2 separate regions of the Homo sapiens genome follow, and region 1 is linked to region 2. Evidence: chromatin loops called from intact Hi-C (ENCODE). Cell type or tissue: mammary epithelial cell. All regions are shown on one strand. Each heading gives the region's core, and the rest is flanking DNA. Links, peaks and the distances in the headings are about the cores only.

Evidence for each region. A loop is a pair of places that touch in the nucleus more often than their neighbours do. Peaks named below come from ENCODE experiments on the same cell type or tissue, not always from the same donor. Only the 100,000 strongest peaks of a DNase experiment are listed, where the experiment ranks them.
Region 1: a loop joins it to region 2, with 2.9 times the contacts of the local background. A loop is called at or near these places in 1 of 110 quality-filtered maps.

Annotation. Positions count from the first base shown.
Region 1 is chr2:137,245,948-137,253,976 of GRCh38, forward strand. All of the region lies in intron 10 of THSD7B (thrombospondin type 1 domain containing 7B), which reads left to right. Among named protein-coding and RNA genes, the nearest start is that of THSD7B, 480 kb to the left of the region's middle. In mammary epithelial cell, for the core only: a CTCF peak has its summit at 3,697; no DNase peak of the experiment used is centred there.
Region 2 is chr2:137,164,641-137,172,669 of GRCh38, forward strand. THSD7B (thrombospondin type 1 domain containing 7B) reads left to right here. Exons shown (of 28, transcript NM_001316349.2): 7 at 6,101-6,298. Among named protein-coding and RNA genes, the nearest start is that of THSD7B, 400 kb to the left of the region's middle. In mammary epithelial cell, for the core only: no CTCF peak of the experiment used is centred there; DNase peaks (open chromatin) are centred at 1,531 and 4,081; H3K27ac peaks cover 730 bases.

The sequences.
Region 1 (8,029 bases), core at 1,187-6,186, 81 kb after region 2:
ATATTTCTATAAGTTCCCAGGTGATACATATATGTTGGGTATAAAGCTCTATGCGGGGTTGGGTTCATTAGAAATTTCTGGGTGAGGCAATGTCTGATCAAAGTTTTAAAGTGAGAAGCATGGACCAGGGACAGACTAGCAGGTGGGGACAGGGTGGGAGGTGAAGGGGAGTGGTTAAAAGTGGTTTAACTTAAACTGAGAGGTCAGGAAGAGATCCAGGAGGAGGATGGACCAGAGCAAGTGGAAACCTCGACTAATGAAGACAGAAGAACTCCTTTTTTTGTTTTGTGGCTATGGCTTCAGGTTGGGTCATCAAAGTTGAGAAGCGGTTATGTCTGTGGTCTTCAAAGTTGACTGCACAATGGAATCACCTGAAAATCTCTGATGCCTGGATCCTACTCTAATACATTCTGATTTAATAGGTTTGTGATAACAACCAGGGAATCACTGGATTATGAAAATCTCAAACCACGTTCATTCTAAACCTCTCAGAAAGCCAAGGTTGTTTATGGGACCAAGTGCACCAGCAGTGATTTGTGACATAGCAATGGATGAATTCCGTCAGGTTTTATTTTGTCCCGGCTTGATTCAAGAGCTAAAACCTTAAAACATAAAGGTATTTTCAAGCCATGGACAATCTCAAGCCATGCTTATGATCTTCTTATTCCTCCTTCTCTGAGTCTCTCCTTAAAGGATCAATGATAGTCTCATATTTTTCTAAGCAAACCAAAGGTCTATCAAGCTTTGGCCTGTTGTGGCCTAATTCTTCAGTCCCTGTAATAAATTCACCAAATTATCACGAACCATTTCCTTTGTACTTTTTTTTTTTTGCTGTTTTCTTCTATTCTTTTTTCAGCCTACAAAACAAATGCCTGCCTAAAGTATCCAATGTGGTCTAGTTAATAATAGCAACAGCTAGCTTATTGCAACATTTCTCAGCCTTTAGTTTTTTCAATGGACTGATGTCTGAGCCTCATCCCAGCCCGCCCAGTCAGAATATCTTTAGGTTGGAAGGATATCTGCGATAAATTCTCCATAGGTGACTTATAAGCAGTGAAGGATGAGAAACACTCATTTAATGCCTAATATTTTACAATATGTCTTCACATACATTTCAGCCTGTTATAGGAGACCATTGATAATTGTTTGCCGAGGTAGTGTTGGAATTAATTATGTTGGCCACTGCTGCCATCATTGTCATTCCTCATGTTTTTACTTTAAGATCACAAATCAGTATTATCCTTTGTATGATTTATATCAGAGAACCTTTAAAGAGCCTTGCTGCATATTTTCAACATTTAATTATATGAAGTTTCAAACATATGCATAAATGAATGCAATGTGAATACAAAGTATTAATGGTTAATACAATGTATTCATGTCATGATGGCTGCACAAAGCAATTATCACCTCATGGACATTCTTATTTTGTCTATACATTAATCCCCACTTCCACACCCAAAAGGACTAGTTGAGATAATTGCCAGATATGTTTACCAGTTTATGGAAAGGGAGAATATGAAAGAGGTAAAGTTACTAGACTGAAGATAAATTATGGTATATTAAAAATAGAATATTCAACAGAATATTTCTAGAAACCATGGAGCTAATGATTAATTATTTGTCAGTCTCAAATAATTGGAGGCTGAAGGAACTCCTTTAACTTTCATCTCTAAGGAGTGAGCTAGAGAGCAGTGTCATGGTAACAGGAAGGCCAACAGCAGAGACTGCTGCTGGGAATTGGTAGGAAACCTCATTTGGTGGAATTCATTTCCTCCTGTGTCAACCCTCCTGGAGTTACCTCTTGAGTTTTCAGTATCAAAAACAGACAGTGATTTTTTTTTAAACACCTAGGCATGTAGCATGGATTCTTGAGTTAGATTTCCTTGATTCAAATCTCATCTCTGCCATACAAATTACTTTAAACTTGCTGTGTTTCAATTTCTTCCTTTCCAAAATAAGGTAATATTACCAGCTACTTCAAAGAGCTGTTATAAGGAGGACAGATGGAACAGTGCCAGGTATATAGAAATTTACTATTGTTTATTTTTATTTAATCTCAACCCCATTGAGTTTTTTCAATCCACAGATGTCTGAGACTCACCCCAGCTCAAACCAATCAGAATCTCTTCAGGTTGAAAGGATATTTTCAGCGTTAAAACTCTCCATAGGTGACTCTTACTAGTGGTGGAGGATGAGAAATACTCAGTACTTAGCATTTATTTGTTATTATTATTATTAGATGATAATGATGATGATAAAAGTTCCTTAAGGTCAGGGAGCTTGTATTATGTTGAGTTCCTGCAATTATTAAGTCCTCTACATGCTGGTATTATGGCACCTGTTTCTATGCCTGTATTGCTCTGGACAGACTATAAACTCAGAGGGTAGGAGTCTTTCATTTCATTAATGAACTTCCAGTGCTTAGTACAGTGTCTGGCACATGGTGGGCATTTAGTAATTGTTGTTGAATGAATGAATAAATAGACACATCTCTTCCCCAGTCAGTTCTAATGCTTAAAGATTTTGCTTTCTTTTAAATGAAACTGTGGCATTAACAGATTATTCCACAGATCCAGGTCAATTAGGGAACTGGTCAATCTGAATGTCAAAAAGGTAAAAATAACCTATTCTGGATTCCAGAATTTTGCCCACTCAAATACATACAAGCACTAACTTGCCTCTTTACTTTCCCCTGTCAAGCATATGTGGCCCCCTCCTCTTCACAGAACCATCCACACCTTTGTTCATCCATTTGTTCCCAAATAATAGAGGGTCTGCTGTGTTTGAGTAATCAAAGCTTTGAGCCTGGAACACTGGCCCAAAAAATAATGTTCAAGGCACTTTAACACCTTGTTCTTCCTTGAGATTGACGTTACCTAAATCTTTTTTGTTTCTTCTGTAAACTTTAGATAATGTTATCTTTTCCAAAGAGTTTTTTGAGAAATTAAACACAGCAAGATGTATAGCTCACATCGATGTCTCCAGACCCAGCTCTGATACATGAGTGCAGGTATCTTTGTCTTCACAGGTGCTGCTGGGTGTAACTTGCTTCCTTTAGTCTGTAATTTAAAGTCCATAGATCGCTACATGGTCCCAGTGCTCAATAAATATTCCTGATAATTTAGTAGGAGGAACGACAAACACTTGGGCTTGTAGAGATTATAGTTTTCAATAATACTTCTGCCAAACTGAGGAGTTCTGCTGATAAAATTCATTAAAAAACACCTTTTCCTATTTCATAGGGGGAAAAAGTTCATGGATAAAATTCTCTCAATTAAATATTATTTTATTTTTTCCTATATATTTTTTTAATTATGGGATCTTCTGCCTGTCTTTATTAAAACCCCGCATAAGAAGTTATCAGATTTGGTTTAAAAAAAAAATAACAACATTGCATTAGAGTCCGATGACCATACTGAGACAAGGAGGAACACTTACATTAGAATGGGAGTTGCTGCTCAGAGCTCAGAACTCTTAGTCTGGTCTAAACTCCTTCAAAGAAATGTTAATCCAAGTAATATCTGGTAGGGAAAGCATTGTCAGTCCAGACTCTTTCCTCTCACTCCATTACTCCGTCTTCTTCCCTCTGGACTAGAGATTGATGTATATTTAGAAAGACCTGAAATCTACAGTATAGTCTACTGGATTTTCTCTTGCATCCTACAGTGGCCCCAGGAGGTAAGTCTAATCATACATGACTAACAGGTGAGAAACACCAAGCTCAGAAAGATGAAGTAACTGCTCCGAGGTTACCCAGTATGTTAGAATCAGAGCATGGTGGAAATCCAGGCTTCTCTCTGGCTCTAGGGCTTATCTGTTTTTATCCCACGACAACGAGCTACTTGCTACATCCATAGGCACAGATAGTCTTTCTTGTCTATTAGCAAATCAAGAATTTGAAGTCCAGTACCTTTATTGCAGGCTTTGCATGTTATAGATCACACATTAATTTGACATGTGCTATCTCATAAATTGTCAGGACAGTTTAATGGTAAAGGAAGAGCTGTTTTATTACTCCTGCTTCACAGATGAGGCAACACACTCCTCAAGGGAAGTTGCCATATGGCCTCAAAGGAGCAAAGACCAAGTTAAAAAACCCAGTGTTTAAACTTGCTACATTGTCTGTCCTGGTGCTCCTGTTCAGCTACAGAAAGGCAAGCTAGACAAGTTTAATTCTTGCCAGTGAAAGGCTATAACTTCAGCATAGTTTTGCTTTATTTCACTGCCTCTTCCTATTAAATTTATAATAGCTATAATTTATATGCATTACTCTATTTGATTACTTCTATTTTAAAATTTTATTTTAATTTGACAAATAATAACTGTATATAAATATGGGGTATAATGTGATGTTTTGATACATGTATACATGATGGAATGATTAAATCAAGCTAATTAATATATCCATCACCTCACCTGCCTAGAGTTAATAATAAAGCATATTTCAAAATTGCCACCAGAGTAGGTTTTAAATGTTCTCACTATTCCATTTAATTCTTACCTCAACCTTATGTTGAAAGAATTATTACTCTATTTTATGTAAAAGAAAATAGGGCTTAAAGATAGAGCCCAAGGTTGCAAAACTAACATTAATAAATACCAAAACCACATGGAATCCTAAGCTCTTAACCACTTAACAACAAATATTTGCTGAATGATCCTGCGTTTCAGGCTGTGTGCTAGGCGCTGTGTGTATATGGATAAAGTAGTGAATGAAACATACAGAAATCTCTCCATCGTAGAGAATACCATCCAGTGAGGGAAGATAGAGGAGTTGAACACAAAACTACCTGAATAAAGATGCAGTCACAAAGTGTGCTATGAAGGTCAGGGCACTATGGAAGAAGGCAAGAAAAGTCTGATTTCCCCTCTGCCTGAATGTCTCCCTTCATCTCTACTGCTTGCCCAAATCTTACTACAGCCTAAATCCTAGCCCCCTCCACAGAGTTTGTTCTGACCCTTCTGCTGGAAATAAACACTTTGCCCTCTGAAGTCCCATGCTCTGTCTGAAATGTTTGCAGTCTGGCTATTGGTAAAGGTGTTTTGTGTTCCTCTGAAGGATTGTGAACTCCTTGAGGGCTTAAACCTTGCCCTTTTCAGTTTTCAGTCCCCAAAGTACCAAGAAATAAACTTAAGGCAGAACAGAACTTAGTAAATCCATGTCAAATAAATAGATGCTAGCAAGAACCAATTTGCTTAAGCAAACCTAGCAAACTGCTGAACGAGAAGTTAGTCTTCCTTCACAGCTCAATTTTCCTCATAAAAATTTGCATAGCTTAATGCAAGAACATATGTGACGACGTTGGCCACAGAGTGTGTGAGACTTAGAGCATCAGATTTGTCTCTGTTTTCCTGGCAAATGTGGTTAAAAGGGAAAAAATTCTATCATTTTTATTTATTTTTTGTGTACTTGTTTGTTCATTCATTTGTCTGTCAGTCTGTCTATTATCTGTAATGAAGTTGTATGACTATCTCAGGGAAGCAAAACCTATTGAATTGCTAATTTCTTAAAGTCATTTCCCACTCGTGCTTCAAAGTCACCAACTGGGGTAGTAGTTACTGTTTTCAACCATATGGTTATGGGAAATGCAATGCACTGTCTGATAGGGTTTCGTTCTTGATAAAAACCCAAGGCCATATATAAGGTGAAATGCAAAATTGTGGTCATGTGCAATCTTTTAGTGTCCTAGACTGACCCGTGGGTAAAACTTAAAGTAATTGAACAGGTTTCTGAAAATGTGGTCCACAAACCTTCAGCTCAGATCTGTGTGGTATGCTTGCTAGAACCCTAAGAGATTCTGATTTTGAAGTTGGAACTGGGGCCTAAAACTCTGCATTTTTAAATTAACTTCCTTAGTGATTCTAAGACACAATAAAGTTTGAAAACCACTATATTGGAGAAGCATTGGATGTAACCATAGACCAACAGATTGTTTGAGAAATGTGTGACAAGCACCTACTGTGTTGTTTTAATCAACTCTATTTTAGTTTTTAAGGATCAAAGAACTTTAAGCTACATTAGGTAAAAGGGGTCTTGGCTGGGCGCAGTGGCTCACGCCTGTAATACCAGCCCTTGGGAGGCCGAGGTGGGTGGATCATGAGGTCAGGAGTTCGAGACCATCCTGGCTAACATGGAGAAACCCTGTCTCTACTGAAAATATAAAAAATTAGCCAGATGTGGTAGCACATGCCTGTAATCCCAGCTACTCGTGAGGCTGAGTCAGGAGAATCGCTTGAACCCGGGAGGCAGAGGTTGCAGTGAGCTGAAATCATGCCACTGCACTTCAGCCTGGGTGACAGAGCGAGACTCTGTCTCAAAAAAAAAAAAAAAAAAAAAAAACAAAGGGTTGGGGGGCTTGATGGGAATTTATAACAGATCTGGCAGATGTCCAAATGTAAGAAAAAAAACCCTATGGGTGTGATGGGAGCTATAAATGCTGGGATTACAGTTTAGATTACAGTTGGAAGTAATGCTGGAAGTGCTGGGATTATAGGCATGAGCCACCAGGCCTGGCCCTTTATTTATTTATTTGTAGAGATGGGGTCTCGCCATGTTGCCCAGGCTTGTCTGGAACTCCTTTTGCTGTCCTTCTGCCTCAGCCTTCTGAAGTGCTGGGATTACAGGTGTGAGCCACTGTGCCTGGCCCTGGTTTGTATAATACTTTTGTGCCAGGTCCCTCAGTGGCTCAGAAGCCTATTGGAGCAGCCCTTGAGGCCAGAGACTCATGTGGAAGGGGAGGGGACAGTGATGCACAAAGGTGGCAGAGAATGATGCAGGAGCATCCCTCCGGAGAGGGCTTGTGGTGTTCCACGGGGAGGTTGGCCTTTCCAACTGGTTCAAGCTCCACTTTTTGGAGGGAATTCAGAACCTGGCTCATCCCTCTCTTGTGCCTCCACCAGTTACACTCTGGGTGCTAAACTATTGGAAGAGACTAGCATGTTTCCAATAGAAAAGGCTTGCTTTTTTTTTTTTTTTTTTTTTTTTTACTTCACAGCTTTGGTTTGAGAAAAGGGCTGTTGTGAATTAGGTAGAAATATAGAAAAGGAAAATGAAGCTCCAGAGAATAGAAATGCAGTAGAATAACACCTTCATGTGGAATAGAAACTGGGAGAATGAGGTACTCACTCTGAGTATGATCTGAGTCTGATATTACTCACTCTGAGTATGATCTGAGTGATATTTTAGTTCAGACAAGCAAAATATGCAGTCTGTGTGTACTTGCATTCTTACCAAAATGCCTTGGCTGTGATTCCTATCAGTGGTCTATGATAAACAGTGCTGTTTGGTTGTCTTATAAAATAAACCAACATACCAAAGAAAACAAAATAAATTTAAAAAGCAGAAAGATAAGCAAATGTAGGTTTAGTGTGTGGAGTTCTGTTCTTTACACCTGAAATGCAATACTATGCTGTCTTAGTTTATATCTAATAGTGACTTTAAAGCACTATTAATTTTCTTCGTGGAACAGCCAGGCTATGTTACCATAAATAAATCCTATGGCACATGGATATTTAAAATGATTTATTATTAGCATTGGTGGCAAAAATCTGTGTTTCCTTCAATATGAGTGTTCTTTCTTTACAAAATGCTTTTGCTTCTGGCTGGTTTCATTCTCATATCTGTAGAATTCTCTGCAGACAATATAATATGATTCTTATTTGTCGATAGAGGTAAATGAGTTGTTTTATAGAAACCAAGGTACCCATTCTAATTAGAAGTATATTTTTAGTCTTTTGATGTACTTCCTATGAAGAAATTGAATAAATTAGCTTTGATTTACCTGGGGTGTTTCCTTCAGTTTATTAAATAATCTTCTGCAATTAAAAAGAATAAATTAGTTATTTTTTGCTTCCTTGGCTTTGGTCCCATTTCAATGTGATTTCTAAATTAGAGTGTGGTTTCCGGAGGTTTTTGACTCACTGGGTTAGCTAATGTGATGGTAGATTTATAAAGTGTTTAATTTATATTATTATAGTAAAGCCTAGAATTAGAGGTGGAGTTAAACATTGGGATCTTAATATATCA
Region 2 (8,029 bases), core at 1,140-6,139:
CAATGATAGACTGGATTAAGAAAATGGGGCACATATACACCATAGAATACTATGCAGCCATAAAAAAGGGTGAATTCATATCCTTTGTAGGGACATGGATGAAGCTGGAAACCATCATTCTCAGCAAACTATCGCAAGGACAAAAAACCAAACACCGCATATTCTCACTCATAGGTGGGAATTGAACAATGAGAACACTTGGACACAGGAAGGGGAACATCACACACCGGGGCCTGTCGTGGGGTGGGGGAGAGGGGAGGAATGGCATTAGGAGATATACCTAATGTAAATGACGAGTTAATGGGTGCAGCCCACCAACATGTCACATGTATACATATGTAACAAACCTGCAAGTTGTGTACATGTACCCTAGAACCTAAAGTATAATAAAAAAAAAGAAAGAGTGAAAGAAAAGTGCTGAAGGAGAGGATGGAGGCAGTAGAACCTCTCACCTGAAGGTGGTACTGTCCCCACAGCCTCCTGCAGAGTTTAGGGACATGTTGAGATTGATGAGAATTAGCCGTTTTTTAATAGAACCCATTCTGTGGCTGAATGGCTGCCTCCTGAACTGTAGTCACTGACAGGAGGGATGGTAAGCCCTGATGATTGTTATTCAGGTCTAGGAGTTTGGTATTTTATAAATGCTCCCCTAGAGCAGAGAGAATTTTGGTTTGTAAGGTCTTGTTAAAACCTGCCAGGACCACCTGCCTATATTCCCTCTTGGGAAGAATGAAGAATAGAGTTTTCCCTCTAGGGAAATGATTCTGTTCCTTCAAGGTATCCAAGCATGTTATGATGACAGCAAGTAGTCTTGTTATTTCTACTGACTTGTGTGTATTAGGTCTGAGATCCCCCTCAGTCTTGGTGTCTGTCCCATGATTCTACTGTGAGTAGAATCATGGGAGTTCTGCCAGGATCACTGAGTGGTACAAACTAAAGATACTTCAGAATTCTACAGAAGCTGGGGTACACAGGCTAATGCATTAAACATTGCAAAACTCTGGGATATAAGCGGGAGTGTTTAGCTTCACATCTGAATTCTCTACTCTAAAATGCAGTGATTCCACTAGCAGAAATCTAGGATATTTATACTTTCCTAGATATTTCATACTCTTAAAAAATACACACACACACACACACACACGTGCATGCACACACATACACACAGAAAGATGGAGTATTTAAGAGAAAAGCAAGCAAACAACAGCAAAAAAAAATGAATGTGGAGAGTAGGAGAGAATATCATTTTTCTCCTCTCTAGGCTTTCCTAGTCATCGTGTTATTGCTCTGGTACATTTCCTTTGTTCACATTAAGAAAAAAAGTAGAAAGGAATGGGAAAGTAGGAAATGTTTTATTGCGGAATAGAAGAAATTAGTTACTATAGAAATTATCTTTACATGACTTTTATTCTTAATCAGAAATCCTTCCATTAGGAATCATGGAAGGCTTGTGGCTGTTGGTTATTCAGAGTACATTAGAAAATCAGCCAGTGTTCACAGCCTTCACACCCTTCCATCGCGTCATGACAGGCAGACAAGGGAACCATGATCGGCAGGTTGGTGCTTGTCAAGTAAAGCTAGGATGCCTTTCAGAGGAATTTAAATTGGGTCAGGTTTTATCATTTATTGCTTTGTCTTTGATACACTCCCAGAGTGTTATAATTAGAGATATATAAGAGAATTAGCCTGAAAAAATAAATACTCTTAGACAAACTCTACACATAGATGTGATACATTTTAAAATTTTTTCTTGATATATAGACACACATTTATATGACATCCTTATCCTTTTCAGACATATACTAGAAAGGCAGAATTGCCCACTGAAGTTGTTCTAAAGAGGAATTTGCTGGAGGCTCCCTATAGAGTGTCACAACAGCCAGCTGCTTAGGTGGAAGGACTTCAGGGATTCCTTCCCTCAGTGAGAGCACCCAAGTCCTTAAAAATTCCCAAAGGACAAGATACTTTGAAACTGAGAAGCCATGACTCTTTTTTGAAGACAGTCTTTTATGCTCTTAAACAAATTAGATAACATGCTAAAGTTGGAAAATACTCTCATGTTTTAGATGTTACATACCAAAAATGGGGGATATTTCCATTTTCCATCCTTGTCTGCTAGATAGGCTTTCCCTTGAATGAGAAGTCTATAAAATCATTTTGCTTTCTCATAGATAGGAAATGCTAAGAGATAGTTGTTTCTTTTTTCTGTGTCTATGTGTTTGGGGTGGGTGGGGCGTTCTGTTAACTTCTCATTCTAAGCTTTGGGAGTTCTCATGCTGACTTCACCCTATCAGTGTGTCTTCTTAGTTTCTGGATTTACACCAGGCTGTGGACTAATAATGATACTATAAGATACTATCCCTGCAGGATGGTGGTTGATTTCTAAAGGGTTAGGATTGAAGCTTCAATATGCTCAGATTCTTTCACTCAGAGTTGTTACCCAAAGTTCAGGGCCGCCAGAGAGGAAGAGCAAATGAAGTACTTAAGACAGAATAAGCTTCTGTCCTGTTTGTTTAACCTGCTAGACTTTCTTTTTTATAATTTTTATTTTATTATTTATTTATTTATTTATTTATTTTCTGAGACAGAGTCTCACTCTGTCACCCAGGCTGGAGTGCAGTGGCGTGATCTCGTCTCACGGCAACCTCCACCTCCTGGGTTCAAGCAGTTCTGCCTCAGCCTCCTGAGTAGCTGGGATTACAGGCAGGTGCCACCCTGCCTGGCTAATTTTTTTGTATTTTTAGTAGAGATGGAGTTTTACCATATTGGCCAGGCTGGAACCTGCTGGACTTTCTTCACGCCTGTCCCAATGGAGTCGGTGTTGAGACATAACATTGCCTGTGGATAGCTCATGTGTACACTTCTGATCCACTAACTCATGCAGAAATACAGCCCTCAGATCTGGATATACCCTCCGGAGCCTCTTTTAATTCTTCCATGGCTTCAATTAAAAAACACTGACCCCTTTTCTGCCATCTGCTCGTCTTCCCTTTTCTCTCCCCAACCCACTGCCCATTCTTTTCTAATTATCTCCTGTAGAATTATACACTAAATATTAATTCTTGGAGTCATAGAAAAAAATAAACCCTGCAGATACTAGTTTCACTAAAGGTGAATTGAATCTGTGGTCAGGAAATGTTGATTATGGCTCTCCCCTGCTGTGCAGCATCTAAAATTCCACTGTCCAATCTACTCACCTTTAGTACCTTCAACTAAACCACGGTGCCTTTCAGGTTCACTTTATAAAGTGTGGCGAAAACACAATATCCACAGGAGCCGACTTTAATCTTTTCTTGTGAGGAGGCAATGACTCTGAAAGACTTCTGCTGATTTTCACACCCATCCATTTAATCAGTAATAATGCACCTTTGGAGAAGTAATAAAGTGGCATCTTAGTTTTCACACATGCAAAATGGGAATAGTAACTTATAACATAGTTTTGAGGCTTGATTCATTTAGAGTAATAAAGTTACTGTCCCAGTCTTGGTAAAGGGTGGATGTTAGTTTATGCATGTGCCTTTTTCCCTTGTTAGGTTTTATGCTTTGAGAAGAATACACATTTCTGGTTCCTCCTGTGGCTTCCCATAGTACAGGAAAGTGATGTGCAAATGACAGTTAATATTTATGGAATAATATCATCTGATTAATATGAAACTCAATAAATGAAAGTGATTGGTTGGCTGGCCCCCAACCACTATGGACTTGGCAATTGTCTATCTTTCAGAACAGAAGTACCTGGGAGATGCCTGATGTCTATTGCAGGCATGAACAGCGATGTGTGATTAAAGTTAAGTGCTAGCAAGAGAATCCAGGGTTTTTGTTTTATGCTGAGCTTGTGCTGTGGTTTGATCCTAGTTAGAGTCAGGACAAGGGCAGCACAAATGAAAGACTGAAGGAATTTATTGACTGAGGAGAGGTAATCTATAGATTTATGGCAAGATGGATGCAACTTGATTTATGGAGGAAAACTGAACATGCCCCTCAATGGCATTAAGCTCCAAATAATAGGACACCCAGAATCCTTCATAAAGACTTCTAAGTTTCTGTGCTCAAGTCTGGGCTAGTTGTCAAACAGTGTAAATCATGGTGACTCATGCCATGTCTTGCTCAAAGATAAAATCAAAACAAGCAAAAATATAAGACAATAAATAAGCAGCATGCAGATGTTACATATAAGAATAGAGGTCATTCGAGTTTTGTGGCAGTGAGAGCTCGTAGGTCATTGTAGTTTGATGCTCGTCAAGTGAAGTTTACAGCCGTGTATGCATCTCCTTTCAAGGTGGCTTAGGAAGCAATATGAGCCCTTCTGTAGATTTTATTTGGCTAGTTAATGATATAGACATGGAGGTATGGAGGTATAAAGCACGGCAGAAACCATTATTATTTTTTTTTTAACCGCTCTGATCTTAACCATGTCAATGCCATGAGAATATAGCCTCTGACTGGCTGAATGATTTCTTCCCAAGGTAGCTAATCCTTAAAGAGTCTAGGAGTCTCTTTTAAAGGGAGGTTCTGGGTTATCTTAGGAAAAAAAAAAAAAAAACTCAAAGCACTTAAAAATCCTTACCTAAAATTCTTGCCCAGCCCTGTACTTTGCTAAAATACTTAGTATTTTAGGTAAGGATTTTTAAGTGCTTTATTTGAGGTTTTTTTTTTTTTTTTAATCTAAGTTAACCCAGAACCTCTCTGTAGCTTTTTCTTGTTTCTCAAAACCACATGTTCATTGTGTTCTAGCCTCCTTGGCTGTGCTATTTAAGAGAGGTTGGTCTTTCTCCAACTATACCTTGAGGTGTGTAACTTTTTCATGAGAGAGATGTTACCTCTCATGCTCCCTAACTTGTCCTTCTCCCCTCCCCTTGTGGGAAGAGTGGTGGGATATGCAGCTTTCACTCTGGGAATTGAATGTTCTCTGTGCTATCAAACTCTCTCATTTTCTTTACTTACTCCGAGGAATAAATGAATAACAATTTCTTAAAATGTTATTCATGCAAAACTGTTGGTTTTGTTAAAAGAAAAAGGAATTAAAGGAATCTGTTGATTGAATTTGGAATAGAAACGATGGAAGGTATGAGATCCACAAAAGGTAGACGTAGCCTTTAGAAGTGGTATATCATGGGGGCCAGAGATTGAAAATTTACACTAAAGGGTTCAATCTGGTTCTCAGTCCTTCTTTATTAGGTCACTTTGTTTTTTAAAAATTGTGCATTAGTTTTTATCATTTAAAAATAGAGGGATTTCTGGTTTCTTAGACAAAATGGAAGGATCTGTTAACAGAGGGTTCATGATCTCTAAGGCCAAGAGTCAACGGAAGCTGAATAGTAGTCAGGCATTTTAGAGCAGGCCCATTAACCCAAACACTCGCTGCAGTCTCATGGTTGACCCATTTGCCTCGATGTGTACCTGCTTGACTCCTGTTGATTTGCATTTGTGACTCTCTGGGCCCATAGCATGTAAAATACATCTATGTTCTTATTACAGTCTCTGGCTGGGACTTTGAGGCCCTAGTCCCACAGTACACTTTTTTTAAACATAATAACAATCATTGACCCATGTCTAGCCTGGGTGGAAAGTGAACTCCAAAGAGATATTGTCTTTATGAGGCAGACTGATGTGTAAACCTCAGTGACATGATGCAGATAAATCTCGGAGCAGGAAGTTGTGAATGGTCAGGCGCCATGGAGATGCCAGAGAGGTAATGTATTTTAACCGAATGCAGCGTAACAAGAATGTCAAAATCAACAGCAAAAAGAAAATGTGGATTAATCTATATTTAGATCATTTCTGAGTCTCCATTTATTTTTACTGGTTTATTGATACCATAGGACTTACGCTACTTATTATTCCATTGAATTATGTCTGACTTCTCCAACTCCTAGGTTGTAAACTCTTGGAAGACAGATTTCCTGCTTTTATTCTTTCCCATTCTCTTTTTTTTCTACATCTCATCCTCTCACTTCACATAGAATAAAACACATCAAGATAATACGTGCTTAGAGCGATGAGTACTTGAATAAAACTTTTCATCTCTCACCCAGCTGCTTCTTTTCCTTTCCTGGAAAAGAGTGGAATTCTCTGAAAATTCTTTTCTCTCTCTTTTTAGGATTTAGAACGAGGCAGCGCCATGTCCTCATGGAATCTACAGGGCCTGCAGGGCATTGCCCTCATTTGGTGGAGTCTGTTCCTTGTGAGGATCCAATGTGCTACCGATGGCTGGCATCAGAAGGGATCTGTTTCCCTGATCATGGAAAATGTGGCCTGGGACATCGTATTCTGAAGGCCGTCTGCCAGAATGACCGCGGTATGACCCAGTGACCCACTAGAGGTGTTAGGATGTTAAGTATCAGCCAAATAACACATGACCACCCTTCAATAGATCATTCTCATGAGGAAGAGAAGCACAGCCTTTCTTATCCTTGAATATTTATGTTTACATCGAGTGACACATTGCTGCAAAGTAAGGTGCCGTGACTTAATATGGGTCCACATACTCCATGACAGAACACTATTTGATTGTACTTAAATGCAATACAGCAAACCTAGAGATTTCTTAAGAGTTTTTAATTTGTCAAAAAAACAGAGAACAAATCTCTTGGATAGTGTTCAACTTATCAATATAAAACAAGTAAAAGCCAATGTATAACATGCCTTTATATATTATAAACAAATGTCATCTTGTTAAGAATCCAGGACTGAAACATCCTGCAAGTTAAAAAAAGAACCAAACAAAACTAGGTGGCTTTTTGTTTATATGACATTAGAGTTGAATCAGCTATAGACACAATACTAACATTTCCAAAGAACTGTTTTTAAATACAAGTTGTCAAGATTTACAAAACTATTAACAATGATGTCTTTCCTCAATCAGCAAGCACCTGGTAGGTTATTTGAAATGAAAGGTGATTCAGAAAACATGTGTCATGTGGAAATAAGAAAAGTGACATGTAAAACCTTGATCCTGAACTTGAAAAAAATTTCAGTACCTTGGAAGAATATCGTGTATATTTATTAATCAGCTCTGCCATGAGAAGCCCCACTTATAATGCTCATGATATGTGGAATGAAGCGTTTTGAACTTATGCAGCTAAGTAATCCATAGAACAGAAGTAAATCACAAAATAGATTCAGAGCACACAGGGTTGATATATATTGCAAAGCTTTTCATTCCTTTTTTTCTCTCTCCCTCCCTCCCTCTCTTCATCCTTTCTTCATTTCTTTTCAATCATTACCATAATTACACAGATATAGATTTTGTCAGGTGATGTAATTGGTTCCCTGTGGAAACCAGGTGATTATTTAATTAAAGGGCAATAACAGATTGTATTAGCTACAGCAGAGTTAAAACTAATAGCAACTCCTGTGAATATTAACATATAATTTTTGAATTGTGGTAACATATGTGCAATTTAGTAACAGATCACTTTCGTATTGCTTTTGTTTGTGTGATATTGTGTTTTCTAATAAGACGTATATTTTTTGGTCTTCGTCCCTGGCTCCTTATCACAGAGCTCCTAAAACCCTGGTTATTTCCTGAGATACAGGGGTGCTAGGAGAATCTTTTGTTTTCATAGTTGGTCTTTAATCGTGGTTCCTGACACAGCTCTTAAATCCCTTGGAATTTCCTGAGTGCAAGGCCTGCCTTATTCTAATGAAGTAATGCTTGGTGAGCTTCTGGATGGGAGATGATCACCAGAAAGACCAAACCATGATTAGAAGCTTAGGTATTTCAGTTCACCCACTGGAAACAAGAGAGGGGCTGGAGATTGGGTTAATTATTGATCCTACTTACATAAACACCTCTGAACTATGAGGTACAGAGAGCTTCTGGGCTGCTGGAAATGTGGCAGTGCTGAGAGGGTGGCAGATCCCAGCAAGGGGATGGAAGCCCTGCACTCTGTCCCCCATACCTTGCCCTGTGCATCTTTTCCTCATGAATCTCTTCTGGCTTTTCATGTATATTCTTTGTAATATCCTTTATGATAAACCAATACATGTAAAATGTTTCCCTGAGTTCTGTAATATGTCCTAGGAA